Regions from separate parts of the Homo sapiens genome. Here regions 2 and 3 are each linked to region 1. A link is an interaction called in ENCODE POLR2A ChIA-PET data of the cell type or tissue named here. Cell type or tissue: Caco-2. All regions are shown on one strand. Links, peaks and the distances in the headings refer to the core of each region. The heading gives the core; the rest is flanking DNA. Region 1 overlaps WIPI2 (WD repeat domain, phosphoinositide interacting 2). Region 2 has its middle 39 kb from the start of WIPI2. Region 3 has its middle 6.4 kb from the start of SLC29A4.

What was found. ChIA-PET counts read pairs that join two places held together with the same protein. Peaks named below come from ENCODE experiments on the same cell type or tissue, not always from the same donor. Only the 100,000 strongest peaks of a DNase experiment are listed, where the experiment ranks them.
Region 2: POLR2A ChIA-PET joins it to region 1 with 5 read pairs; 3 of 35 experiments call an interaction of 5 or more read pairs at or near these places.
Region 3: POLR2A ChIA-PET joins it to region 1 with 9 read pairs; 2 of 35 experiments call an interaction of 5 or more read pairs at or near these places.

Annotation. Positions count from the first base shown.
Region 1 is chr7:5,220,180-5,225,179 of GRCh38, forward strand. It overlaps WIPI2 (WD repeat domain, phosphoinositide interacting 2), which reads left to right. Exons shown (of 13, transcript NM_015610.4): 8 at 2,423-2,493. Among named protein-coding and RNA genes, the nearest start is that of WIPI2, 32 kb to the left of the region's middle. RefSeq lists an enhancer at 2,624-3,373. In Caco-2, for the core only: no CTCF peak of the experiment used is centred there; a DNase peak (open chromatin) is centred at 2,742; H3K4me3 peaks cover 193 bases.
Region 2 is chr7:5,146,039-5,155,921 of GRCh38, forward strand. No RefSeq gene overlaps it. Among named protein-coding and RNA genes, the nearest start is that of WIPI2, 39 kb to the right of the region's middle. In Caco-2, for the core only: no CTCF peak of the experiment used is centred there; no DNase peak of the experiment used is centred there.
Region 3 is chr7:5,270,934-5,282,069 of GRCh38, forward strand. No RefSeq gene overlaps it. Among named protein-coding and RNA genes, the nearest start is that of SLC29A4, 6.4 kb to the right of the region's middle. In Caco-2, for the core only: no CTCF peak of the experiment used is centred there; no DNase peak of the experiment used is centred there.

The DNA of each region.
Region 1 (5,000 bases), core at 1-5,000:
TTTACCATAATTTATGTAAACAGTTCCTTGGTGTTCTACACTTAGGTCATCTGCTGCTTTTTGCTTTTTTTTTTTTTTTGAAACGGAGTCTTGTTCTGTCCCCCAGGCTGGAGTGCAGTGTGGTATGATCTCAGCTCACCACAACCTCTGCCTCCCAGGTTCAAGCAGTTCTCCTGCCGCAGCCTCCTGAGTAGCTGAGATTACAAGCGCGCGCCACCACACCCAGCTAATTTTTGTATTTTGAGTAGATGGGGTTTAACCACGTTGGCCAGGCTGGTCGTGAACTCCTGACCTCGTGATCCACCCGCCTTGGCCTCCCAAAGTGCTGGGATTACAGGAGTGAGCCACCACGCCCAGCCACTTTTTACTATTTACAAACACAGAGATAGTGCAGTGGCATGATCATGGCTCACTGCAGCTTCCACTCCTGGGACAACAGGAACGAATCATCAGGCTTAGCTGATTTTTTTGTTTTTTGTAGAGGTGGGGTCTTGTTATGTTGCCCAGGCTGGTCTTGAACTCCTGGACTCTAGTGTTTCTCCTGTCTTGGCCTCCCCAAGTGCTGGGATTACAGGCATGAGTTACTGCATTCAGCTTAGATAGTCTTTTCTTTCTTTCTTTCTTTCTTTTTTTTGAGACAGAGTCTCTCTGTAGCCCAAGCTGGAGTGCAATGGCGCGATCTCAGCTCACTGCAGCCTCCACCTCTGGGGCTCAAGCGATTCTCGTGCCTCAGCCTCCCAACTAGCTGGGACTACAGGTGCGTGCCACCACACCCACCTAATTTTTTTTTTTTTTTTTTTTTGAGACGGAGTCTTGCTGTGTCACCCAGGCTCAAGTGCAGTGGTATGATCTCGGCTCACTGCAACCTCCGCCTCCTGGGTTCAAGCGATTCTCCTGCCTCAGCCTCCTGAGTAGCTGGGATTACAGGCATGCGCCACCATGCCCAGCTAATTTTGTATTTTTAGTAGAGACGGGGTTTCACCATGTTGGCCAGGCTGGTCTGGAACTCCTCACCTCAGGTGACCACTCACCTCGGGCTCCCAAAGCTTGGGATTACAGGCGTGAGTCACCGCACCTGGCCCACACCCAGCTAATTCTTTTGTATTTTAGTAGAGATGGGGGTTTCACCATGTTGCCCAGGGTGGTCTCGAACTCCTCACCTCAGGAGATCTGCCCACCTTGACCTTCCATCAGCCTAGATATTCTTAACAGTTTTTATATTTAACAGTTTGAACCTCCTAAAATTTGTATAGTAGGAGGGTGAATGTTGAATAATTCTTCCTGCCCTGCAAATTTGGAATGCTACCCATTTTAAGGCCTTTCTTTCCATCAGTCTATTTCTTTTTGTGCTAATTTAATACCGTTATATCACTTGATAGTATTCTTTTAATATTAAAGCATTCAAAGTCCTGCTCGTTATTTTCTTGGCGCTTCTCTGTTTATTCCCCCAGATGTTCATGTCTGTCTCATCATCCACAGATCTGATATTAACTTGGGGGAAGTTGGCATCTTCAAGACACTTCCCATTAAAGCAGGCACATGCCGAGCTCCCTTGTATTCCTAGTTCTTTGTCTTAGTAAGATTTTCTTCATGTGCATCTTACCATTTGGTGAGTTGGGATTGACTCCTTATAAGGTAGTTGAGATTTCCAGCTAATCGGCTCTCTGGATCCGTAACTGAATTTAAAGTGGCAGGAAAGACCTTGGTGGGGTCCGAAGCCTCGTCAGACCACAAGGTCTTGCCCGTGTACCACACACAAATCCAGGCTTTTATTTTTTTTTTTTTTCCCCCCCCGAGATGGAGTCTTGCTCCAGAGCTGGAGTGCAGTGGTGCAGTCTCGGCTCACTGCAACCTCCACCTCCTGGGTTCAAGCGATTCTTCTGCCTCAGCCTCCCGAGTAGTTGGGATTACAGGCATGCGCCACCACACCCAGCTAATTTTGTATTTTTAGTAGAGACACAGTTTCTCCATGTTGGTCAGGCTGGTCTCAAACTCCTGACCTCTGATGATCTGCCCGCCTCGGCCTCCCAAAGTTCTGGGATTACAGGCGTGAGCCACCACGCCCGGCCCAGGCTTTTATTTTTAATAGTTTAAACTTCAGATGACTCAGAACAATAGAATGATATGCCACTTTTGCCCTGAAGACTGTTAGTGTTGAGAGTAAGTAGTCATTTAAAATAGGTTTAAAGAGAAGATTGAACATTAAGTCAACAATAGAACAGGGGAGTGTTTTTCTATGCTCGTGGCAAAAAGTGTGGAGATGATGTTCAAGGGGGGCCCTGGGGGACCCCAGACTCCTTGGTGGCCCAGGGCAGAGCTGTCCTGGAGATAGCCGTGTGGCGCATTTGCAGTCTGCTGTGAAAGATGGGAAATTCCTGTTTTAACTCAGCTCAAATTCTTCTTTTCTCTTTTCCTTCCACAGGGGACCGTGATTAGGGTATTTTCCATTCCAGAAGGACAAAAACTCTTTGAGTTTCGGAGAGGAGTAAAGAGGTAAAGTACGTGAATGTCCAGAATGGATTCTGGAGGTTGTATTTGGATTTCAGTTTTATGTTATCTATGAACAAACAAGTAGAACCCCCAGGAGAATTCCACACGAGCATTTCTAGCCCGGCTGGGTCACCGGGTAAGATCTGGGCGTCGGTCTTGTCATGGGAATTGAAGAGCACTTTCAGAAAAGCAAATTGGGTTTTTGTTTGCGATCCCACCAGCTAGCGTGAGAGTTGTGAAGAGCTCACGCAACCAGGTGGGCCCTCCAGTGCCCGGCAGCTCCCAGCCTGCTGTAAGGGACGGGGCGGCGACGTCATGGGTAGCACACCCTCCCCTTTAAAGGCCACGCTCTGAGAACCTGTTCCAGCTCTCCAGCTCCGCCTCCACCCTCAGCAAATGGCATTGGCCCCTTCTTTTAACCCAGAAGCCGCAGCCTGGAGTTCTCTTGTCTTCCTCCCTCCAGGCTGCAAAGCTTCCCTCATCGGTGCTTACATGCCTCCTGTGGCGCCTGCTTTGGAGGCAGGACTGTCCCTCCCTCGTCGGACAGTAGAGCGGGGGAGGCCTCGGGCTCTGGAGCCCGTGCCTCAGATTGGAGCCCTAGGGAGCACTTTCAGTCGCATGGCCGTGGTCGGCGGGACCCCACCTCAGGTCTGTGGCTCCACGTCTCGGATCAGTACCTCCCTCCCTGAAGGTGGCTGTTGAAAGAGGAGGGGCTGTCTTTCGGGGACTCTCCCGCCATCTGGTCCCCTTTCCTCATGGGATCCCCACAGGTGCAGCAGGTGCACCTCAGTATCCCCAAACGTCACCGCTCCTCCAGCTCCTGCCTCCTCGTGTCCCTTGGTCTTCTTCCTTACACCACATCTTTCTGGAGTTTTCCTGTGTTGCTGCTTCTGCCCAGTTCCCCTCCTGTGCCTGTTTCTGCCCTGGAGCCGCTCTTCACCCAACCCCCTTCCTCACCCCCGTGGCCTGTGTGTGTGCTGATCCCGGGGCTGGACGTGTAGCCTGGCTTCCTTCTTGAGGTGCCCGTATTCCTCCTGCCTGCTGGGCACTGGGCACCTCAAGCCACCAGGCCAGTTTGCCCCTGGCCCCTCGTCCCTCACACTCCCCATCTTGGTAAATAGCGCCACTTGCCACCCCCGCCAGCACCCTGGCACCCAAGCCAGAGGGACTCGGCCCTGCATCCTTCCGCCTGAATGGTGCCTCCAGGGAGCTCCCACCTGTGGGCCCGCCCTGTGCCTCTCCCGCCACGCCACCTGATCCAGGCTTTGCCTGGTTTCTGCTGTTGCCCTGGATTCCTGTCAGGCCGTTCTTCAGACTCTCACCCAGGCTGTTTGAAAAATGTAAATATAATCCAATCACACCCCACCTGACATCTCCCACCACACCTCTGTCCTGCAGGATTAGCCCCAGGCCCCTGCCTTGGTTCAGCAGGCCTCCCGGCACCAGCCCTTCCGCCCAGCCTGATTCTGTTTCACTGTCCCTGTCCTGGCTCCAGCAGTACCGCACTTTCAGATCCTCAGAAGAGCCGATCTCTTTTATCCACCAGGGTCTTGCGTGAGCTGGCAGATCTGGTGGCCTGGCCGGCTTCTGTAACCCTGGGAGTCCAAGTCGAGTGTCGCCCTCGAGGAGGCCTTTTTTTGATCCTTGGGTTAAATCCCTTTCTCCATGCGTCTCTAGTGCCTTCCACGTATTTTTCTCACATTCCTTTGCCTGTGGCAAATGGAATATTTGGGTGACCGCCCAAGGGGTTCACCTTGCCCGCTGCCTAGGCAGAGCCGATTCATCAAGATGGGAATTGCAGTAGAGAAAGTAATTCATGCAGAGCTGGCCATGCGGGAGGCTGGAGTTTTACTACTACTCAAATCAGTCTGTCTGAGCATTCAGGGAGCAGAGTTTTTAAGGATAACTTGGGTGGGGAGAAGCCAGTGAGCCAGGAGGGCTGACTGGTCAGAGATGAAATGTTAGGGAGTCGGAGCTGTCTTCTTGCACTCAGTGAGTTCCTGGCTGGGGGCCACAAGATCAGATGAGCCAGTTCATTGATCTGTGTGGGGCCGCCGGATCCATCAAGTGCAGGGTCTGCAAAATACCATAAGCAAACTTTCTCCCAAAGTTAATTCAGCCTATGCCCGGGGAGGAACAAGGACGGCTTGGAGATGACAAGCAAGATGGAGTCAGCAAAGCTAGATCTCGTTCACCGTCTCAGTCATAATTTTGCAAAGGCGGTTTCGTTTGCACCTCCCTGACCCCACCCCCATCGCTGGATGCTGCATTAAGGCGAGAACATTCCTAATTCATACACATGGTCAACACTGACTCCAGGAAAACCCCTTGCTATTACGGACAGGGCTAAAAGTATCTTGTATTTCTAGGGTTATGAAGAAATTCACATGAATTTAGTGGCTTTGGGATGCCGATTGATTTTTAAGACACACTGGAGCCACTTTCCCTGTTGAAAGTTTTGCTCTGTCTTTTTTTTTTTTTAAATAATTGAGACAGAGTCTCACTCTGTC
Region 2 (9,883 bases), core at 1,075-6,074, 73 kb before region 1:
TCAGGAGGCTGAGACAGGAGAATTGCTTGAACCCGGGAGTGGAGGTTGCAGTGAGTAGAGATCGTACTATTGCATTCCAGCCTGGGCGACAGAACACGAGCCCATCTCAAAAAAAAAAAAAGGCCGGGTGCGGTGGCTTACATCTGTAATCCCAGTACTTTGGGAGGCTGAGGCAGGCAGATCACGAGGTCTGGAGTTCGAGACCAGCCTAGCCAATGTGGTGAAACCCTGTCTCTACTAAAAATACAAAAATTAGCCGGATGCAGTGGCGAGTGTCTGTAATCCCAGCTACTCGGGAGGCTGAGGCAGAAGAATCACTTGAATCCAGGAGGCGAAGGTTGCAGTGAGCCAAGATCACACCATTGCACTGCAGCCTGAATGAAAGAGCGAGACTCCATCACCAAATAACTTAAAAAATAAATTTATCCAAAACTTACAAAGTGAGAGTAAAAGAAGTTTAATAAAGTTTAAAATGATGCTTTTTGTATGCTTGACCATTTCTACCTTTGAAGTTAGTAATGTTTAAAACTTTGAGATATCCTAGTTTATTTAACTTAGTAAATTAGAATTCCTGTTTTACAATGTTAATGGAATTGTCTGTAGAGTTCAAACAAGCATAATATTTGTCTAAAATTGATATTCCTTATGGTTTCATATATCATGGAGGGGGACACTGAATGTCTCCATGTGATTTTATTTGAAAATTATCCAATGATTTCAGTTTTTAATATGTTTAAACAGTAAGCTTCATATCAATCTATTTTGAATTACTGGACACAGCCACTGAGACTTTTTAAAATTTACTCTTAGATCCGGCCTATGGTTTGTTGTTTTGAGCCAGGGTTTCACTCTGTTGCCCGGGCTGGAGGGCAGTGGCATGATCACGGCTCACTGCAGCCTCAACCTCCCCAGGCTCAGGTGATCCGCCCACCTCAGCCTCCTGAGTAGCTGGAACTACAGGCATATGCCACCATGCCCAGCTAATCATGCTCTTTTTGAGTGGGAGAAAAACAATCCTTTTATTTTATAACATGGGATCGCTTGTTGGTTTTTTTGTTTGTTTGTTTTTCTGAGACAGCTTGGAATGCAGTAGTGCGATCTGCAGCCTCGACCTCCAAGGCTCAAGAAATCCTCTCACCTCAGCCTCCTGAGGAGCTTGGGCCACAGGCACATGCTGCCATGCCCAGCTAATTCTGTTAATTTTTGTAGAGATGTGGTCTATGTTGCCCAAGCTAGTCTTGAATTCCTGAGCTCAAGGGATCCTCCCATCTTAGCCTCCCCAAGTGCTGGGATTAAAGGCATAAGACGCCACACCCAGCCGCCCAGCTGGCTTTTCCTTTTGTTTCTACAAAAATATTTTGTCTCTTTGTAAAAGGTTTTGTATCTGGTTTCCTGGATCAAGTTTGGACATCAGTAATTGGAGTCCTTTGCACATTCAACTACATAGATTTCTAACTTGTGGTAGATTCTACCTGTGGTTTCTACCGTGTGGTTCTAGAGAGAATTATCAACACTAGGCCGGGCGCAGTGGCTCATGCCTGTAATCCCAGCACTTTAGGAGGCCGAGGCAGGCAGATCACGAGGACAGGAGTTCGAGATCATCATGGCTAACATGGTGAAACCCTGGCTCTACTAAAAATACACAAAATTAGCCAGGTGTGATGGTGTAGGCCTGTAATCCCAGCTGCTCAGGAGGCTGAGGCAGGAGAATTGCGTGAACCCAGCAGACAAAGGTTGCAGGGAGCCGAGATAGCACCATTGCACTCCAGCCCTGAGCCCACAGTGTGTGACTCCATCTCAAAAAAACAAAACAAAACAAAAAGAAAACAAATAAACAGTAGAAATCATCTCCATAAAAATGATTCATTTACAAATCTTGTGGGTGGAGACTCTTTTCAGAATAATCCTTTTGGGGCCAGGCACAGTGGCTCACACCTGTAAACCCAGCACTTTGGAAGGCCAAGGTGGGTGGATCACCTGAGGTCAGGAGTTTCAGACCAGCCTGACCAACATTGCGAAACCCCGTCTCTACTAAAAATACAAAAATTAGCCAGCAGCTCACGCCTGTAATCCTAGCACTTTGGGAGGCCAAGATGGGCGGATCACCTGAGGTCGGGAGTTTGAGACCAGCCTGACCAACAGGGCAAAACCCCGTCTCTACTAAATATACAAAAAAAATTAACCACGTGTGGTGGCGCATGCCTGTAATCCCAGCTACTCGGGAGGCTGAGGCAGGAGAATCATTTGAACCCAGGAGGCGGAGGTTGCAGTGAGCCAAGATTGCACCACTGCACTCCAGCCTGAGCAACAAGAACGAAACTTCATCTCAAAAATAAAAATAAAAAAATAAAAACATTAGCTGGGCGTGGTGGTGGGCCCTGTAATCCCAGCTACTCAGGAGGCTGAGTCAGGAGAATTGTTTGAAAGAGAATCACTTGAATCCAGGAGGCAGAGGTTGCAGTAAGCCGAGATTTCGCCACAGCACTCCAGCCTGGGCGACAGAGCAAGACTCTGTCTCAAAAAAAAAAAAAAAAAAAAAAAAATTATATATATGCATATAAAAGAATAATCCTTTTGGGGTTTTACGTCATTTGTTCCTTTCTTCCTCTTTAGGTCATTTTGGTTATACATATTTTCTTCCAGATTGTCCTTTAATCAGGACATGTTTTTAACTCAGATATTTGTTATGCCTATTACTTTTTCAAGATTTCTCTACAAATTTGTATTTTAGATCAGTGGGGAAAAAATACACTATGTAGACCCTCAAACACCATGGGTTTGAACTTCGAAGGTCCACTTATATGCAGGTTTTTTTTTCTTCAACCAAACACAAATAGAAAATACAGTATTTGAGGGATGTGAAACTCAAATAAATACAAGCCCAACTTTTCATATACACAGTTCCGCAAGGCCAACTGTGGGATTTGAGTATGGCAGATTTGGGTATGAGGGTGATATGGTTTGGGTCTGTGTCCCCGCCCAAATTTCATGTTAAATTATAATCCCCGGCTGGCCGCGCTGGCTCACACCTGTAATCCCAGCACTTTGGGAGGCCGAGGCAGGTGGATCACCTGAGGTCAGGAGTTCGAGACCACCCTGGCCAACATGATGAAACTCCGTCTCTACTAAAAAAACAAAGATTAGCCGGACATGGTGGTACATGCCTGTAATCCAAGCTACTTGGGAGGCTGAGGCAGGAGAACTGCTTGAAGCCGGGAGGCAGAGGCTGCAGTGAGCTGAGATTGCACCACTGCACTCCAGCCTGGGCAACAAAGCAAGACTCCATCTCAGGAAAAAAAAAAAAAAAAAAAATTATAATCCCCAGTGTTGGAGGTGGGTCTGGTGGGAGGCGATTGGATCATGGGGGTAGGTTTCCCCTTTCGTGCTGTACTCGTGAGAGTGAGTGACTTATCATGAGAGCTGGTTGTTTAAAAGTGTGCAGCACCTCCCGTCTTTCTCTCTCTTCCTCCTGCTCTGGCCATGTAAGACATTCCTGCTTCCCCTTTGCCTTCCGCCATGACTGTCAGTTTCCTGAGGCCTCCCCAGCCACGCTTCCTGTACAGGCTGCAGAACTGTGAGTCAATTAGACCTCTTTTCTTTATAAATTACCCAGTCTCAGGTAGTTCTTCATAGCAGTATGAGAATGAACTAATACAAAGGGGTTGTGTCCTGGAACCAATCCCCTCCAAATATGAAGGGCTGACTTTATTTTATTATGGTACAAAGGCTAGTACAGTGGCTCCCACCTGTAATCCCAGCACTTTGGGAGGCCAAGGTAGGAGGATCGCGTGAACCTGGGAGCTTGAGGCTGCAGTGAGCTATGATCACACCACTGCACTCCAACCTGACCAGCAGAGCGAGACCCTGTCTCAAAAAAAAAAAAAGTAATAATAGGCTGGGGGAGGGGGCTCATGCCTGTAATCCCAGCACTTTGAGAGGCCAAGGCGGGCGGACCACAAGGTCAGGAGTTCAAGACCAGCCTGGCCAACATGGTGAAACCCTGTCTCTACTAAAATACAAAAATTAGCTGGGTGTGGTGGCAGGCATCTGTAATCCCAGCTACTAGGAAAGCTGAGGCAGGAGAATTGCTTGAACCCAGGAGGCAGAGTTTGCAGTAAGGAGAGACAGCGCCACTGCACTCTAGCTTGGGCAACAAATTGAGACTCCCTCTCAAAAAAAAAAAAAAGAAAAGAAAAAGTAATAATAAATGGTTGAAAATGTTTTCCTTCCCAATAAATTCATGGTTGCTATGAAACAGTAGCAAAAAAAATTAAATTCCTATATCTATTTTTAGAGAGTTTTCCAATAATTTCTCTTTTATATTGATTAGTGTCACCAGAGATTTGTCTATCACTTGTTTATTTTTCCAAAGATAAAATCTTTATTATTTTTCCTATCTTCCCTAGTAAGAGAGAAAATAAAACTCTTACAGCTATCATCTTCTAATATCAAGATAACATGAAAACTCCTGTAAAATGAATGGGAAGGGGAATATTCCAACTCTAATTACAAAATGAGAGCTAAGAACGTATGCAACTATATTATTTAGGACATGGATAAAACTGCTGTAATAGAGCTCCCAAAATAAAAGTGCTCTAAAAATTACTGATAAAGCCGAACGTGGTGGCTCATATCTGTAATCCCAGCATTTTGGAAGGCTGAGGTGGGTGGATCACTTGAGGCCAGGAGTTCAAGACCAGCCTGGGCAACATGGTGAAACCCTGTCTCTACTAAAAAATACAAAAATTTGTCGGAAGTAGTGGCTCATGCCTGTAATCCAGCACTTTGGGAGGCCGAGGCAGGTGGATCCTGAGGTCAAGAGATCAAGACCACCCTGGCCAACACGGTGAAACCCCGTCTCTACTAAAAATGCAAAAATTAGCTGGGTGTGGTGGTGCGCACCTGTAGTCCCAGCTATTCAGGAGGCTGAGACAGGAGAATCGCTTGAACCCAGGAGGCAGAGGTTGCAGTGAGCCAAGATCACACCACTGCACTCCAGCCTGGCAAGAGAGCAAGACTCTGTCTCCAAAAAAAAAAAAAAAAAAATTTGCCAGGTGTGGTGGTGCACACCTGTCTGTAGTGCTAGCTACTTGGGAGGCTGAGGCAGAAGGATTGCTCGAACTCAGAAGGTGGAAGTTGCAGTGAGCCAAGATCATGCCACTAATCCACAGCCTGGGCAACAGAGTGAGACTATCTCAAAAAAAAAAAAAAATCACCAATGATTATTTCTCATTAAAAAAATCCATGTGACTCCGAAGGAGTCAGAAAACTAGACTCCTAAATGAGTGCTCTAGCTGGGCTTGGTGGTTCACACCTGTAATTCCAGCACTTTGGGAGCCTACGGTGGGAGGATCGATTGAGCCCAGTTCAAGACCAGCCTGGGCAACATGGCAAGACATCATCTCTAAAAAACTTTTTTTTTCTCACGCCTGTAATCCCAGCACTTTGGGAGGCCAAGACGGGTGGATCACGAGGTCAGGAGATCGAGACAATCCTGGCTAACACGGTGAAACCCCGTCTCTACTAAAAATACAAAAAATTAGCCGGGTGTGTTGGCAGGCGCCTGTAGTCCCAGCTACTCGGGACAATGGCGTGAATCCAAGAGGCGGAGCTTGCAGTGAGCCAAGATCGCGCCCCTGCACTCCAGCCTGGGCGACAGAGCAAGACTCCATCTCAAACACAAACAAACAAACAAAAACACCCTTAGGTAATGATCACCAATGACTGCTGACATCTTTTTGAAAAAAAAAAAATAAGAAAACCAGACATCCTGTCCATCTATATGGCTGTACACGACATCACCTATGAGTAATCCTGGGGAAAAAAAAAAAAAAAAAACTTGAGTCTAAGCCTCTTGATCTAATCAACAAATTACAGGACATAAAAGGGCAGCAGAAAAATATGTCAAATGACACCACAATGAGACAATCTGCAAAATCCAGGCTGTAAGAAATTCTACACTTTTTTCTACAAATAAAATGCCAACAGAGAGAGGGACGGAGGAAAGGAAGAGAGGGAGAAGGAATCTATGGATCACAAGAGAATCAAGGAACATATCACTAGTGATATATGGATCCTATTATCTAAACAAGAGCTCACTGAGCTTTCCAATTCATGTGCTTCCTCTTGTTAACCGCACTGGCTCATTCCGGGTCTTCTGTGCCATCCTGCTTCCAGGTCTCCACTGGGAAAAAATAGCAACAGGAAAAATGGCATTTTATCAGGGCCATGTACTGGGAAGATGCTTAACACTGTCTCCATGGTTTGATATTTTATATATATAATATATAATGAATATATATAACATAAAAATATATATTTGTATGTAAAATATAAAAATATGGATATATAAAATATAAATATAAAATAGGCCAGGCATGGTGGCTCACGCCTGTAATCTCAGCACTTTGGAAGGCCAAGGTGGGTGGATCACCTGAGGTCAGGAGTTTGAGACCAGCCTGGCCAACATGGTGAAACCTCGTCTCTACTAAAAATAGAAAAATTACCTAGGTGTGGTGGCAGGTGCCTATAATCCCAGCTACTCTGGAGGCTGAGGCAGGAGACTCGCTTGACCCGGGAGGTGGAGGCTGCAGCGAGCTGAGATCATACCATTGCGCTCCAGCCTGGGTGACAGAGTAAGACTCTGTCTCAGAAAAAAATATATATAATTATATATATGTAATATAAAATGTTATTTATATGTAATATATTGCATAAATATATTTTATATGTAATATAAATATATTTTTATGTAATATAAAAATACATAAATGCAAAACTATTTATATATAAATTACAATATATTTTATATAATATGGTTTGTATTATATATTATATACTATATATTATATAAATATGTCTTTATAAAGATTTTTATATCATATAGTTCATATTATAAATATATAGTTTATATTATATATAATATGTAACAGATGATATCTTTTTTTTTTTTTGAGACAGAGCGTTGCTCTGTCACCCAGGCTGGAGTGCAGTGGCTCGATCTTGGCTCACTGCAAGCTCCGCCTCCCGGGTTCATGCCATTGTCCTGCCTCAGCCTCCCGAGTAGCTGGGACTACAGGCACCCGCCACCACGCCTGGCTAATTTTTTGTATTTTTAGTAGAGACGGGGTTTCATCATGTAAGCCAGGATGGTCTTGATCTCCTGACCTTGTGATCCACCCACCTCGGCCTCCCAAAGTGCTGGGATTACAGGCATGAGCCACTGCACCCGGTGACTTTTTTTTTTTTTTTTTTTTTTTTTTGAGACAGTCTCGCTCTGTCACCCAAGCTGGAGTGCACTGGGGCAATCTGGGCTCACTGCAGCCTCTGCCTCCCAGGTTCAAGTGATCTCCCCACCTCAGCCTCCCAAGTAGGTAGGATTACAGACATGTGTCACCATGCCTGGCTGATTTTTTGTTTTGTTTCTTTGAGACAGAGTCTCGCTCTGTCACCCAGGCTGGAGTGCAGTGGCCCAATCTTGGCTCATTGCAACCTCTGCCTCCCAGGTTCTGGTGATTTTCCTGCCTCAGCCTCCCAAATAGCTGGGACTACAGTCACATGCCACCATACCCAGCTGATTTTTGTAATTTTAGTAGACATGAGGTTTCACCATGTTGGCCAGGATGGTCTCAATCTCTTGACCTGGTGATCTGCCCACCTCGACCTCCCAAGGTACTGGGATTACAGGTGTGAGCCACCGTGCCTGGCCCTTTTTTAATATTTTTAATAGAGAAGGGGTTTCACCATGTTGGCCAGGCTGGTCTTGAACTTCTAACCTCGAGTGATCTGTGTCCTTCAGCCTCCCAAAGTGCTGGGATTATAGGCATGAGCCGTCACACTGGGCCTATAATACATATTATATATTATATATAAATAATATATTTTTATATTACAATGTTTTCCTTTTCAGAGGCAGGGTCTCACTCTGTTGCTGAGGCTGGAGTGCAGTGGTGTGGTCAAAGCTCACTGCAGCCTCAACTTTCTGGACTCAAGAGATCCTTCCACCCCAGCCTACCAAGTATCTGGGACTACAGGCGCACACCACCATGCCTGGCTAATTTTTGTATCTTTTGTAGAGGCAAGGTTTCACTCTGTTGCCCAGGCTGGTCTTGCATTCCGGGCTTCAAGCGATCCTCCTGCCTCAGACTCCCAAAGTGCTAGGACTGCGGGTGTGAGCCACCAAGATCAATTTCTTCATTCCCCCAAAAATAGAAGCCATGGAGGCTCCTGACTGCCTGGTGGCTGCCAATGATTTTTCACCAACAGACCCCTGCCCCTTTTTTTTTTTTTTTTTTTTAACATCATAAGGCAGCCTCCTGTCTCCTCTGCAGAGCACCTGTTTCACCTTTGTATACAGGACACCTCCAGTGAACTTTGACTCCTCATGGTAGCCCTGAGAGCAACTAACCCTGTTCTGCACCTGGGGAAACTGTAGCCCAGATTGTTTAGCCAACGTTCAGTAAGTTAGTGACCAGGTAGTGTATTAGTCTGTTCTCGCACTGCTATAAAGAAATACCTGGCCAGGCGCGGTGGCTCACACCTGTAATCCCAGCACTCTGGGAGGCCGAGGCAGGCGAATCACCAGGCCAGGAGATCAAGACCATCCTGACTAACACGGTGAAACCCTGTCTCTACTAAAAATACAAAAAACTAGCCAGGTGTGGTGGTGGGCGCTTGTAGTCCCAGCTACTCGGGAGGCTGAGGCAGGAGAATGGCGTGAACCCGGGAGGCGGAGTTTGCAGTGAGCCGAGATCGTCCACTGCACTCCAGCCTGGGTGACAGAGCGAGACTCCGTCTCAAAAAAAAAAAAAAATCAAAACAAAACAAAAACAAACAAAACAAAACAGAAATACCTGAAGGCCAGGCACAGTGGTTCACGCCTGTAATCCCAACACTTTGGGAGGCCAAGGCGGGTAGATCATGAGGTCAGGAGATGGAGACCATCCTGGCTAACACAGTGAAACCCCATCTCTACTAAAAATACAAAAAATTAGCCGGGCGTGGTGGTGGGCGCCTATAGTCCCAGCTACTCAGGAGGCTGAGGCAGGAGAATGGCATGAACCCGGGGGGCAGAGCTTGCACTGAGCTGAGATTGCGCCACTGCACTCCAGCCTGGGTGACAGAGCGAGACTCCGTCCCAGAAAAAAAAAAGAAAGAAAGAAAGAAAGAAAGAAATACACAGTGGCTTACGGCTATAATGCCAGCACTTTGGGAGGCCAAGTCTGGCAGATGACCTGAGGTCAGGAGTTCAAGACCAGCCTGGCTAACATGGTGAAACCCCATCTCTACTACAAATATAAAAATTAGCCAGGCATGGTGGCGGGTACCTATAATCCCAGCTACTCTGGAGGCTGAGGCAGGAGAATCACTTGAATCCAGGAGGCGGAGGTTGCAGTGAGCTGAGATCACACCACTACATTCCGGCCTGGGCAACAGAGTGAGACTCAGACTCAAAAACAAACAAACAAAATTTTAAAAAGAAAAAATAAATACATAAATAAATAAACCCAAGACTGGGTAATTTATGAAGGAAAGAGGTTTAATTGACTCACAGTTCCACATTGCTGGGAAGGCCTCAGGAAAATTACTGTCATGGCGAAAGGCAAAGGAGAAGCAGGCACCTTCTCAGGAAGCAGGATGGAGTGAGTGCAAGCAGGGGAAATGCCAGTGCATATAAAACCATCGGACACCTCAAGACTCACTCACTATCAGGAGAGCAGAATGGGGGAAACTGCCCCCATGATCCGATTACCTCCACCTGTCCCGCTCTTGACACGTGGGGATTATGGGATTACAATTCAAGATGAGATTCTAGGTGGGGACCCAAACCCTAACCATACCAGGTAGGGACTAGAAATCTGCTTCCCAAACTCCTACTCCAATG
Region 3 (11,136 bases), core at 3,213-8,212, 54 kb after region 1:
AATCCTGCAAGAGGATTAGGAGAATTCAGCCAAGATAAGCTCCTTCAGGGACAAACCAGCCACCTCTCACCAACCCGTGCTCTTAGCGGGCTGGGACCAGCCCCCTCAAGGAGCCTCGACCTTGGGACCCATCCCCACCTCATCAGGCTCACAGCCCATAATTATAACAACCACAGCCATGTTCAGACAGCCCAGGAAGGCTTCCAAGGGGACTGGTGTTTTTAGAAGACAAAACAGCATGAACAAAGACATATAGTCAGAGGCTGGGTGCAGTGGCTCTTGCCTGTAATCCCAGCATTTTGGAAGGCTGAGGCAGGAGGATCACTTGAGCTCAGGAGTTTGAGACAGGGCTGGGCAACATAGTGAGACCCTGTCTCTACAAAAAATTTTTTAAATTGTGTAGCTGGGACTACAGGCATGGTGGCATATTCCTGTAGTCCCAGCTACTCAGGGAGGCTGAGGCAGGAGAATCACTTGAACCCATGAGTTTGAGGCTGCAGTGAGCTATGATTGTGCCACTGCAGTCCAGCCAGGGAAACAGAGCAAGAGCTTGTCTCTAAAAAAAAGAAGATATGGAGGCTGGAACTTGAGGTCATACCTACCCCTAAATATACAAGGCCTGGGATGAGGGCCAAACGATGAAAGGCTCACACATCATACTTAAGAGTTATAAATCAAGCGGAAAAACTGCTAGGCAAATACATTCTGTCCATACTTTTCTTTTTTTAATTTTTATTTTAGAGACAGGGTCTTGTTATGTTGTCCAGGCTGGATTCAAACTCCTAGGCTCAAGCAATCTTCCCACCTCGGCCTCCACCTGAGTAGCTGGGACTAGAGGCAGGCACCCAGCTCCTGTTTCATATCTTTCATTTTTTCTTTTTCTTTTCCTTTTTTTTTTTAATTTGAGACAGGGTCTCGCTTTTGTCATTGGGGCCAGAGTGCAGTGGTACAATTTCAGCCCACTGCAGCCTCTGCCTCCCAGGCTCAAGCAATCCTCCCTCTTCAGCCTCCCAAGTAGCTGGGACTACAGGTGCACGCCACCACGCCCGGCTAACTTTCGTATTTATTGTAGAGTTGAGGTTTCACCATGTTGCCCAGACTGTATTCAAATTCTTGGGTTCAAGCCATCCTCCCGCCTCGGCTTCCTGTGGCTCTGGGATTAGAGGTGTGAACCACGGCACTGGTCCGTGGTTGATTTCAAGGTGCCAAGATGACATCACTGGACTTGGATATGGGGAGAGAACGCAGCCGCACAGCACACTGTCATTTGGCATTTCCATCCTACAGGGTACCAGGGACGGAAATAACCCGGAGAATGCAGACCCTAGTCAAATAATTAGACAGTGATGAATTTTGAGTTTGTATTACCTTTGTATGTTTATTTCATTCCATTTTTAACAATGGCTGGCCAGGCGCGGTGGCTTATGCCTGTAATCCCAGCACTTTGGGAGGCTGAGGTGGGCAGATCACGAGGTCAAGAGATCGAGACCATCCTGGCCAACATGGTGAAACCCCGCCTCTACTAAAAATACAAAAATTAGCCAGGCATGGTGGTGCGCACCTGTAGTCCCAGCTACTCAGGAGGCTGAGGCAGGAGAATCACTTGAACCAGGGAGGCAGAGGTTGCAGTGAGCCGAGATCGCACCACTGCACTCCAGCCTGGCGACAGAGCGAGACTCCATCATAAAATAGAAAATAAAATAAAATAAAATAAATAAAATAAAATAAACAGTGGCTGAGTTTAACAACCTTCTCGCAATATTTCTTGAAAATGTGCTAATCAGCTCTCTGGAGCTGCTGGGAGCAGTTCCAGGACACAGCACAGAGCTGTTCCCTCCAGCAAAGGAGCCCATGTCCATGTCCACGTCCACTCATGGACAAGGTGACGTGCCTCAGCCTCACCAAGGGGCCCGGTGTGGCCAGCAAAGGCCCCACGTGGGTCAATTTCCACCGAGCGGCCAGATACCCCGGGCATTTTATTGATCCTATTGACCACGGCAAATGGCCGCTGGACACCAATTCAGTGCCAGCCCCGGCTCAGGGACTGCCACACGTGGTCCATGTAACTCAGAGTTATCCTGTGCCATGGTTACCCCACGTTACAGCTGAGGCCACTGAGGCTCGGTAAGACAAAGGCTTAAAGTCTTAGGTCACACGGTTAGGAGGCGGTAAGACTCAGACTAGAAACTCTTCTTCTGTCCTGACTAGGGGAGAAGGGCAAGGTGGGGGAAAGGACACCTGTCCCCAAGGAGCCACCCCTGAGGCCCAGCCTCCAGGGACACTGATAAGGAGCTGAAGAGTCCCAGGTGGGGAGGAGTAATCCTCTCTTTTTCCCTGTCTCCCTGTCTTTCTCCCCCTCCACTTCTCTCTCCCTTTCTCTCCTGTCTCCCTCTGTCTCTCCCTCTCTCTCACATCCCCTCTCTCTTTTCCTGTCTCTCCCTCCCTCTCTCTCCCTCCCCGCCATCTACCTCTTTTTTTGTTTTTTTGAGACAGAGTCTTGTTTTGTCACCCAGGCCGGAGTACAATGGCGTGATCTCAGCTCACCCCAACCTCCGCCTCCCAGGTTCAAGCGATTCTCCTGCCTCAGCCTCCTGAGTAGCTGGGATTACAGGCACGCGCCACCACGCCTGACTAGTTTTTGTATTTTTAGTAGAGATGGGGTTTCACCATATTGGTCAGGCTGGTCTCGAACTCCTGACCTCAGGTGATCCGCCTACCTCAGCCTCCCAAAGTGCTGGGATCACGGGCGCGAGCCAACGCACCCAGCCCCCGCCGCCCCTTTTTATCTCTCTGTCTCTGAAATACCCCAGTCAAGGATCCCACCCTGTGTATGGCCCACTGTGTGACCAGCTGCTTGGCAGGTCCTGGGCCGCTGCTCCCAGGGACAGGTGCCTGGCATAGGCGGGGAGGCACTCTCTCTCGATTTACTTTTCTACAGCATACATTTCTGGATTGGTGAAATATTATCTTTGTCTTTAGAGGGAACAATAAAGCTATTTTCAGCTTGGGAACAAATGAGTGCAATGGTAAATAAATCCCCAAGGCCGGTGCTGGGCAGGCCGGCGCTGTCGTCACGGTGGAGGCTGCCAGCCTTCCTTCCCGGGAAGGGCTTGGTCTCAGGGTGCGGGCACAGAAAGGATGTGTGGAGCCCAGGAGCAGAGGGGCGGGAGGGGAAAGGAGACAGGGAGCATCCTGGAGCCACGAGGCTGGACAGACCCGCAGGTTTTACGGATCCAGACACTGAGGCCCAGAGAGGGTGAGCGCCCTGCCCCAGGACACACAGCCTGCAGGTGCCTGGTCCCACTTCCTGGAGCTCTGCCGGGCACCACGGCTCCAGGGAGTGCTCCAGTGTTTTCTCAGCACTTGGGAACAGATGGCTCCAACTCTCACCCACGGACGCCAAACATTTTCCCTGGTTACCCTGCTAATTTGCTCACAGCCTCCTCTTGTAAATAGAGAGTACAAAGGCTTCTCCGAGTAGTGTGTATGCCGGGCAGACGCTGATGCCACGGGGAGAGGCCTTAGAAGGAGCACAGGAAAGTCCCAGGTAAGAACCAGGTAAGGCCAGGATCCTCGGCTGACCTGGGGGTCTTGGGAAGGACAGTGGCTCGGGGCCCAGGCAGACCTGGGTTCAGGTCTTGGCTCTGTGCTCCCTTGGAGCCCGGCTGGGAACCTTGCACTGGCCTCAGGCCCTCTGGCATCAGTTTTCTCATCTGTGAAATGGGCACGTTAATGCCAAAGGCATAAAACAGGAGCTATTATGTAGGCGCTCAGGGACTGGATGAATCTGTGGGAATCTAGCCATCCTTCCTGCCTTCATCTGGGGTCAACAGGGTGGGGGCTGCACCCTGGGCAGCATCCCTGCCTCTCCGTCCCCAACAGTAGTCCCTTCACCCAGCCCTTTTGACAAAATTCTTTCAACAACACTTATCAGGCCCTCCTCGGTACCCAGCCCTGTCACGAGGCCCAGAGAGGAGCTGATTCAAGCTTCCACACTGGGTGGCCTTGGGCAGCTGCCTTCACCTCTCTGGGCCTCATTCCCTTGAGCCTCCCACAGAGGTCACAGGGAGGATTCGATGAGACGATGTGTGCTCAGGGTGCTCAGAGTCACTCCTACCATGCAGCAGTCAGGGAAGGCTTCCTGGAGGAGGCAACACTAGTCCTTACCCCTTACAGATGCATGGGCATGATTGGGTGTGGCTGGTGCTTCCAGTGGGGGGTTGGGTGGGGAGGCACCTCATGGGCTCGAGCAGGGCCTGGGGTGCCCAGCTGCATGGAGGGGTTTGGAGCTGGCTGGAAAGGGGACTCCAGGCCGACCTCGGGTCCCTTGGGCCTCCCTCCCCTGTAACCTCGTTCACAGCAGCCCAGCTGGTAATGAAGTGCTCCTTCCAGCCGACAGCTCCTGGAGCTGGGCCAGGAGGCTCCTCCTGTCCTGGGCCTGCCTCCAGCTGCGGCCCGCAGTCCCAGAAAGACTTTACCGCACCTCTCCGGCCTGGGGTGTCCTGGGGGATGAAGCTCCAGGAGGCCACCTATGGCTTGGGGCCCCAGTCCCAGAAGCCTGGCCTGGGGCGCACCTCTCTGGTCTTCAGGAAGAGGGGCCTGGAATGAGAGTGGGGGCGTCCAGTGGGGCAGCTTAACCGGGCAGGGCTGACGGGACCGCGGCCTGGGGAGGGACCAGAATCTGCCTGGCCTCACTGTGTGACTTGGGTGAGCTCCTCTACCTCTCTGAGCCTGGGCTTCCCATCTGTCTGGGATGTCTCCCCTCCTGTAGTCACTGTGAGGTTCTGAGCAGAGGACACTCTTGGCCCAGAGCCTGGCGCGTAGCTGGTGGGTGAGCGCCAGCCCCTCCCTGTTCCTGCAGAGCCCTGCCGTTCAGCGCACACAGGCTGCCTTGCCCTCTCCAGAGAGGATCATGGGGCTTAATTTGTTGATTGAATTTGCTTGTTTGGCCCAGATGGTTGGGTCTCATTTTCTTTCTTCTTTCTTTTTTTCTTTCTTTTTTTTTGGAGCCGGAGTCTTGCTCCATCACCTGGGCTGAAGTGCAGTGGCACGATCTCGGCTCACTGCAACCTCTGCCTCCTGTGTACAAGCGATTGTCCTGCCTCAGCCTCCCGAGTACCTGGGATTACAGGCGCGCACCACCATGCCTGGCTAATTTTTGTATTTTTGGTAGGGACGGGGTTTCGCCACATTGGCCAGGCTGGTCTCAAACTCCCGACCTCAGGTGATCCACCCACCTCGGCCTCCCAAAGTCCTGAGATTACAGGCGTGAGCCACCACACCTGGCCGTGGGTCTCGTTTTCTCTTGCAAGTTTGACTCCATGGTGCCTGAATGCAGGGGAAGCAGGCGGTGTCACGTCCCGGCAAAGGCAGACATGGGGCTGACGCGGAACGGCCCAGGGACTCTGATCCTGGGGCTCAGCGAGTTTGCAAGGGGTGTTTCTGTCCACGGTCAGGCTTGCCAGCCTTGGTCCCTAGGCCCACCATAAGGTGGCCCAGTCCTGCCCCTGTCTTGGAATTGCTGAGAGCAGAAATGCAGTAATGTGTCACCATGATGATGGCTGGTGTCATGCGATCAGACCCACCATTCCTCAGTGGGACCCCCGCCTCACCACTCACCAGCTGGCTCCCTGGTCTGCAAAAGGTGGTTCGCTGGTACCCAGGTCCCTGTGCGAATGAGAGGAGCTGACGTCTATGAAAGCCACTCCCTGCACCCGGGGAGACTGAGGAGGTGGGAGGCTCTCGTCCCCCGAAAGCCCAGCCGGCCAGCCCCCTCTCCCTCTGCCTCCGCAGGGAACCGTGTCCCAAGCAGGGCCCTTCACCCCATCTCTGTCTGATCTCCACTGCGTGTACGGATTGACGGGAAAGATTCTAATGGGCTTTAAGTTAATAAGCTGGGAACGAATTAAGTTTGATCTCTGCCAGAAGCAGATGGCACAGCTGCCCGGCCTGGAACAGCCCGGCTGGAGCAGTGGCAGGCGGCAAGGGCTGGGTGGGGGTTTGCCCCACTGGGCTCTCTTTATTTTTCTCTCCTTCCCCCAACTTTTTTTTTTTTTTTTTTTTTTGAGACGGAGTCTTGCTCTGTCACTCAAGCTGGAGTAAAGAGGTATGATCTCGGCTCACAGCAACCTCTGCCTCCCGGGTTCAAGTGACTCTCCTGCCTCATGCTTCCAAGTAGCTGGGATTACAGGCACCCGCCACCACACCCTGCTGATTTTTGTATTTTTAGTAGAGGCAGGGTTTCACCATATGGGCTAGACTGGTCTCGAACTCCCGACCTCAGGTGATCCACCTGCCTTGGCCTCCCAAAGTGCTGGGATTACAGGCTGAGCCACTGTGCCCGGCCTCTCCTCCCCCCAAACATTTTATTATGTTTTATTTTAAAGAGATGGGGTCTCGCTTTGTCTCCCAGGCTGGTGTGCAGTGGTGGGATCACAGCTTACTGCAGCCTCCGCCTCATGGGCTCAAGCAATCCCCTCACCTCAGCTGCCTGAGTAGCTGGGACTACAGGAGTGGACCACCATGCCCAGATAATTTTTAAAATTTTTTTAGAGATAAGGGTGTCAGTATGTTGCCCAGGCTGGTCTCGAACTCCTGGCCTCAAGCAATCCTCCTACCTCACCTTACTATGAAATTTTTAAACATAAAAAACAGTGGAAGCTGAGCATGGTGGCTCACACCTATAATCCTAGCATTTTGGGAAGCTGAGGCGGGAGGATCGCTTGGGGCCAGGAGTTTAAGACTAGTCTAGACTACATAGCAAGAACCCCATCTCTATTTTTAAAAAAAGGGCCCGGTGCAGTGGCTCGCACCTGTAATCCCAGCGCTTTGGGAGGCCAAGGTGGGTGGAACACCTGAGAACAGGAGTTCGAGACCAGCTTGGCCAACATGGCAAAACCCCGTCTCTACTAAAAATACAAAAATTAGTCAGATGTTGTGGCACGCACCTATAATCACAGCTATTCAGGAGGCTGAGGAAGGAGAATCTCTTGAACCCAGGAGGCGGAGGTTGCAGTAAACCGAGATCGCACCACTGCACTCCAGCCTGGGTGACAGAGCAAGACTCCATCTAAAAAAAAAAAAAGAAGAACAAGAAGGCCAGGAGGTGGCAGCTCACCCTCCTGTAATCCCAGCACTTTGGGAGGCAGAGGCTGAGGTGTGAGGTTCACTTGAGGCCAGGAGTTTGAGACCAGCCAGGGCAACACAGTGAGACCTCATCTCTATTTTTTAAAAAGTGGAAAGAATTACACAGTGAAAACTCACGTGCTCACTGCCCGCATTCTGCTCTCTGCCTTTTCTGATCCCTACCTATCCATCTATGTAGCTCCCTATCCACCTGCCAATTCCAAATTTTCACGCATTTCAAAGTCAGTGGCAGACATTAGGGCACTTGGCCCTTAAACATGCATATCGTTAGCTAGAGGTCAAAATGTGGTATGGGCTTTGTTTAGTTTTGTTTTTAGGCACAGCTGATAAACAGTGAAATCTATAAACTTCTTTCTTTCTTTCTTTCTTTTTTTTTTGAGACGGAGTCTCACTCTGTCTCCCAGGCTGGAGTGCAATGGTAAGATCTCAGCTCAGTGCAACCTCCGCCTCCCAGGTTCAAGCAATTCTCCTGCCTCAGCCTCCCAAGCAGCTGGGATCACAGGCATGCACCACCACGCCCAGCTAATTTTTGTATTTTTAGTAGAGACGGGGTTTCACCGTGTTGCCCAGGCTGGTCTCAAACTCCTGAGCTCAAAGTGATCCGCCCTCCTTGGCCTCCCAAAGTGCTGGGATTGCAGGCGTGAGCCACTGCGCCCAGCAGGAAAGTAGAAATTCTTTAACCAATTTCCCCATGCCCTTTCCATTGTTCTATTTAGATTTCTTTCTTTCTGATAACAGCTTTTCTGCTTATTTATAGTTTACCAGAAAATCATTTTACCCAGTTTTTTCCTTTTTTGTTTTTTTTTTTTTGTTTTTGGCACACAGCGGAAGGTATCTTTTGTGTTTCCCTTTGCTGTTTCTGTATCCCCTAACGCTGTCATGCTGCCAGCTTTCCATATTATTCTAAATCTTCCTAACCGCATAGCCTGGTGGTGACTTCAGATTTCTCTGCAGGGTTACATATTATTTCACTGATTTCTCTGGGTTTTTCAAATATAACAATCATGTCATCTGTTCCCCATGGCGGGTAACGTAAATCGGGGACTCGTCTTGGCCAAGGGGACTATTTGCAGTGTTTGGCTCTTATGACGAACGTCTTTGTATATAAAAACTTTTCTGCATTTAGAAATATTTCCTCAGGCCAGATTTTTCTGGACCAAAAGGTAAGCATGTCTTTTAAGCCAGTTTATGTTCCAAAAGGGTTGGTCCCATTTTCAGTCCCACCAGCAACCCAGCAATGGGGAGATCTGGAAAAAAAAAAAAAAGAAAAAGAAAAGCCTTGTGGCGGGCGCGGTGGCTCATGCCTGTAATCCCAGCACTTTGGGAGGCCAAGGCAGGCAGATCACCTGAGGTCAGGAGTTTGAGACCAGTGGTGAAACCCTGTCTCTACTAAAAATACAAAAATTAACTAGGCGTGGTGGTGGGTGCCTGTAATCCCAGCTACGTGGGAGGCTGAGGCAGGAGAATCGCTTGAACTGGGGAGGCAGAGATTGCAGTGAGCTAAGATCGCACCACTGCACTCCAGCCTGGGTGACAGAGCGAGACTCTGTCTCAAAAAAAAAAGCATTGCTCCAAGGATTCCAACCCCTCACCATGGCCAACAAGACCCCCCTTGGCTGTTTCCCTTCTCCAACCTCACCTCCCTTCTCCCCGCTGTCCCTGTTCCCACAACAGTGGCCCTCCTGTTCTTGAATTAAATGAGCTGTTTCCAGACTCAGCACTTTGCATTGGCTGTTCCCTGTGCTGGGAACACCCTTCCCACTAACATTTCCATCATTCAAATCTCTCAGTTCAGATATCGCTTTCTCAGACCACCTGGATACCAAAGCCCAGCCCTGTCCCCTAGTCACGTGCTGGTGCCTGCTCCACCCCCATCTAGTCTTCCAAGCATTTGATGCTTCCGAAATTACTGTACCTGTTTATTGCCAGCACCCACCAGTTAAGTGCAACTCCAGGGGAGCAGGGACCCCTTGATGCGTCCCCTGCCTCTAGAAAATGTCTCACATGCACCTAATAATGTTTTTATTATTGATTTACTTATTTATTTTTAGAGACAGGGCTTTGCTCTATTGTCCAGGCTGGGGGGCAGTGGCACAATGATAGCTCACTGCAGCCTCCACCTCCCAGGCTAACACAATCCTCCCGCCTCAGCCTCCCGAGTAGCTGGGATTACAGGCACACACCACCATGCCCAGCTTATTTTCGCTTTTTTTTTTTTTTTTTTTTTTCTTGGTAGAGATAGAGTCTCTATGTTGCCCAGGCTGGTCTCAAACTCCTGGGCTCAAGCCATCCTCTCGCCTTGGCCTCTCAAAGTGCTGGGATTATAGGCGTGAGCCGCTGCACCTGGCCCACCAAATAATTCTTATCTGGAAACCCCACCCCCACATCCAGGACAAGGCAGGGATCCCCGTTGAAAGCTCTAGGCTTATGGGAAGCACTGGAGCTTGTGAACTTTATTTTTATTTTATTTTATTTTATTTTTTCCAGATGGAGTTTTGCTCTTGTCACCCAGGTTGGAGTGCAGTGGAGCCATCTCGACTCACTGCAACCTCTGCCTCCTGGGTTCAATCAATTCTCCCGCCTCAGCCTCCTGGGTAGCTGGGATTACAGGCGCCCACCACCACGCCCAGCTAATTTTTGTATATTTAGTAGAGACGGGGTTTCACCACGTTGGCCAGGCTGGTCTCGGGCTCCTGACCTCAGGTGATCCGCCCACCTTGGCCTCCCAATGTGCTGGGATTATAGGTGTGAGCCACTGCGCCCAGCCGTCATGAACTTTAAGATTAACTAGTTGGAGCAATGGACTGGGCCCCCCTGCAGCAGCACCCCCAACCTCCGCCCAGACAGCAGCAGAGGAAGGAGAGGGGTGTCCCGCCCTAAGAGTGCGTCAGCAGCCCCCGCCACCAGGTGATTCCATTCACCTGGGAGAAAACGGAGGCTCCCAGGTGAATGGAGTCACCTCACTCAACACTTCCTTATTCAGCTCCCAATGCAGTCTGCCCTTCAAGCAAATATTTGGCTCCTGCTGTATGCCAGCCCCTGTATGCCTCACTGCGCACTGAGGATCCAAAGAGAACGAAAGCAGGTCTCTACTTTCAGGGGGCTCCCAGTCCTTTAGAAGGGATGGGCAAGGCCTGGAGCAAAGGTGCTGACCCCATTGGTGGCGGGGCAGAAGAAACCGTGGGGGCTCCCTGGAGCGCTGACAACGGAGATGTTGCTTAAGGGGGAGAAGGAGCTGATCTGGTGGAAAGTGAAGGAAGGGCCTCAGGTAGGAGCCTGGTGGGGGCCTGGGCAGGCGCCTGTATCCATCCCACCTGGTGGCTCAGACCCGGAGGGTCTCTCCTGATTCCCATAGACAGGCCCCCACAGAGACCCAGGACAGGTGTGATTCCCACCTGGTTCCTGATTTCACCTCGAGGCTGGACCCTTCTCCCAGCCAGTAACACTCCCAGTCCCCCAGGGCTGGCTGATGTCCTATACCTGGGTCCCCTGGGCTCTGCTCAGTCTGTCCTAGAGCCAGGCTACAGGTGAGTAGAGGGAGAATAGGGCGGGGTCATGATTCCATTCACCTGGGAGAAAAACGGAGGCTCCCAGGCAAAGGGAGTCATGGGAAGCAACCTAGCCAGTTCTGATCCCAAGCTGGGAGGAGAAAGGGAGCGGGTCGAGGTAGGAACCAAGTGAGGGCAGGGCATGACTGAGGGTCGGCCACAGCCCCCACTCCTGGCTGGACTTGCTCTCCGCCCCTTCTCCAGCAGGTGAACTCCTACCCGTCCTTCGAAACTTTCAATCTGGTCACCCAGTGGCCTCGTGACTGAACCTACCCACCCACTGGCGGCGTTGCTGGCCTCCCAGGCGAGTGGATCTGTTGAGGGGGAGCAGCCTGGGCACCAAGGCTGAGGGGTGGGCAGCGGGGGTGGTGGGCTGGGTCAGCCGCAGGTCACCCGGCCCTCCCGGGGCCACCATGCCGCACCCTGGTGTGTTGGGGATCCT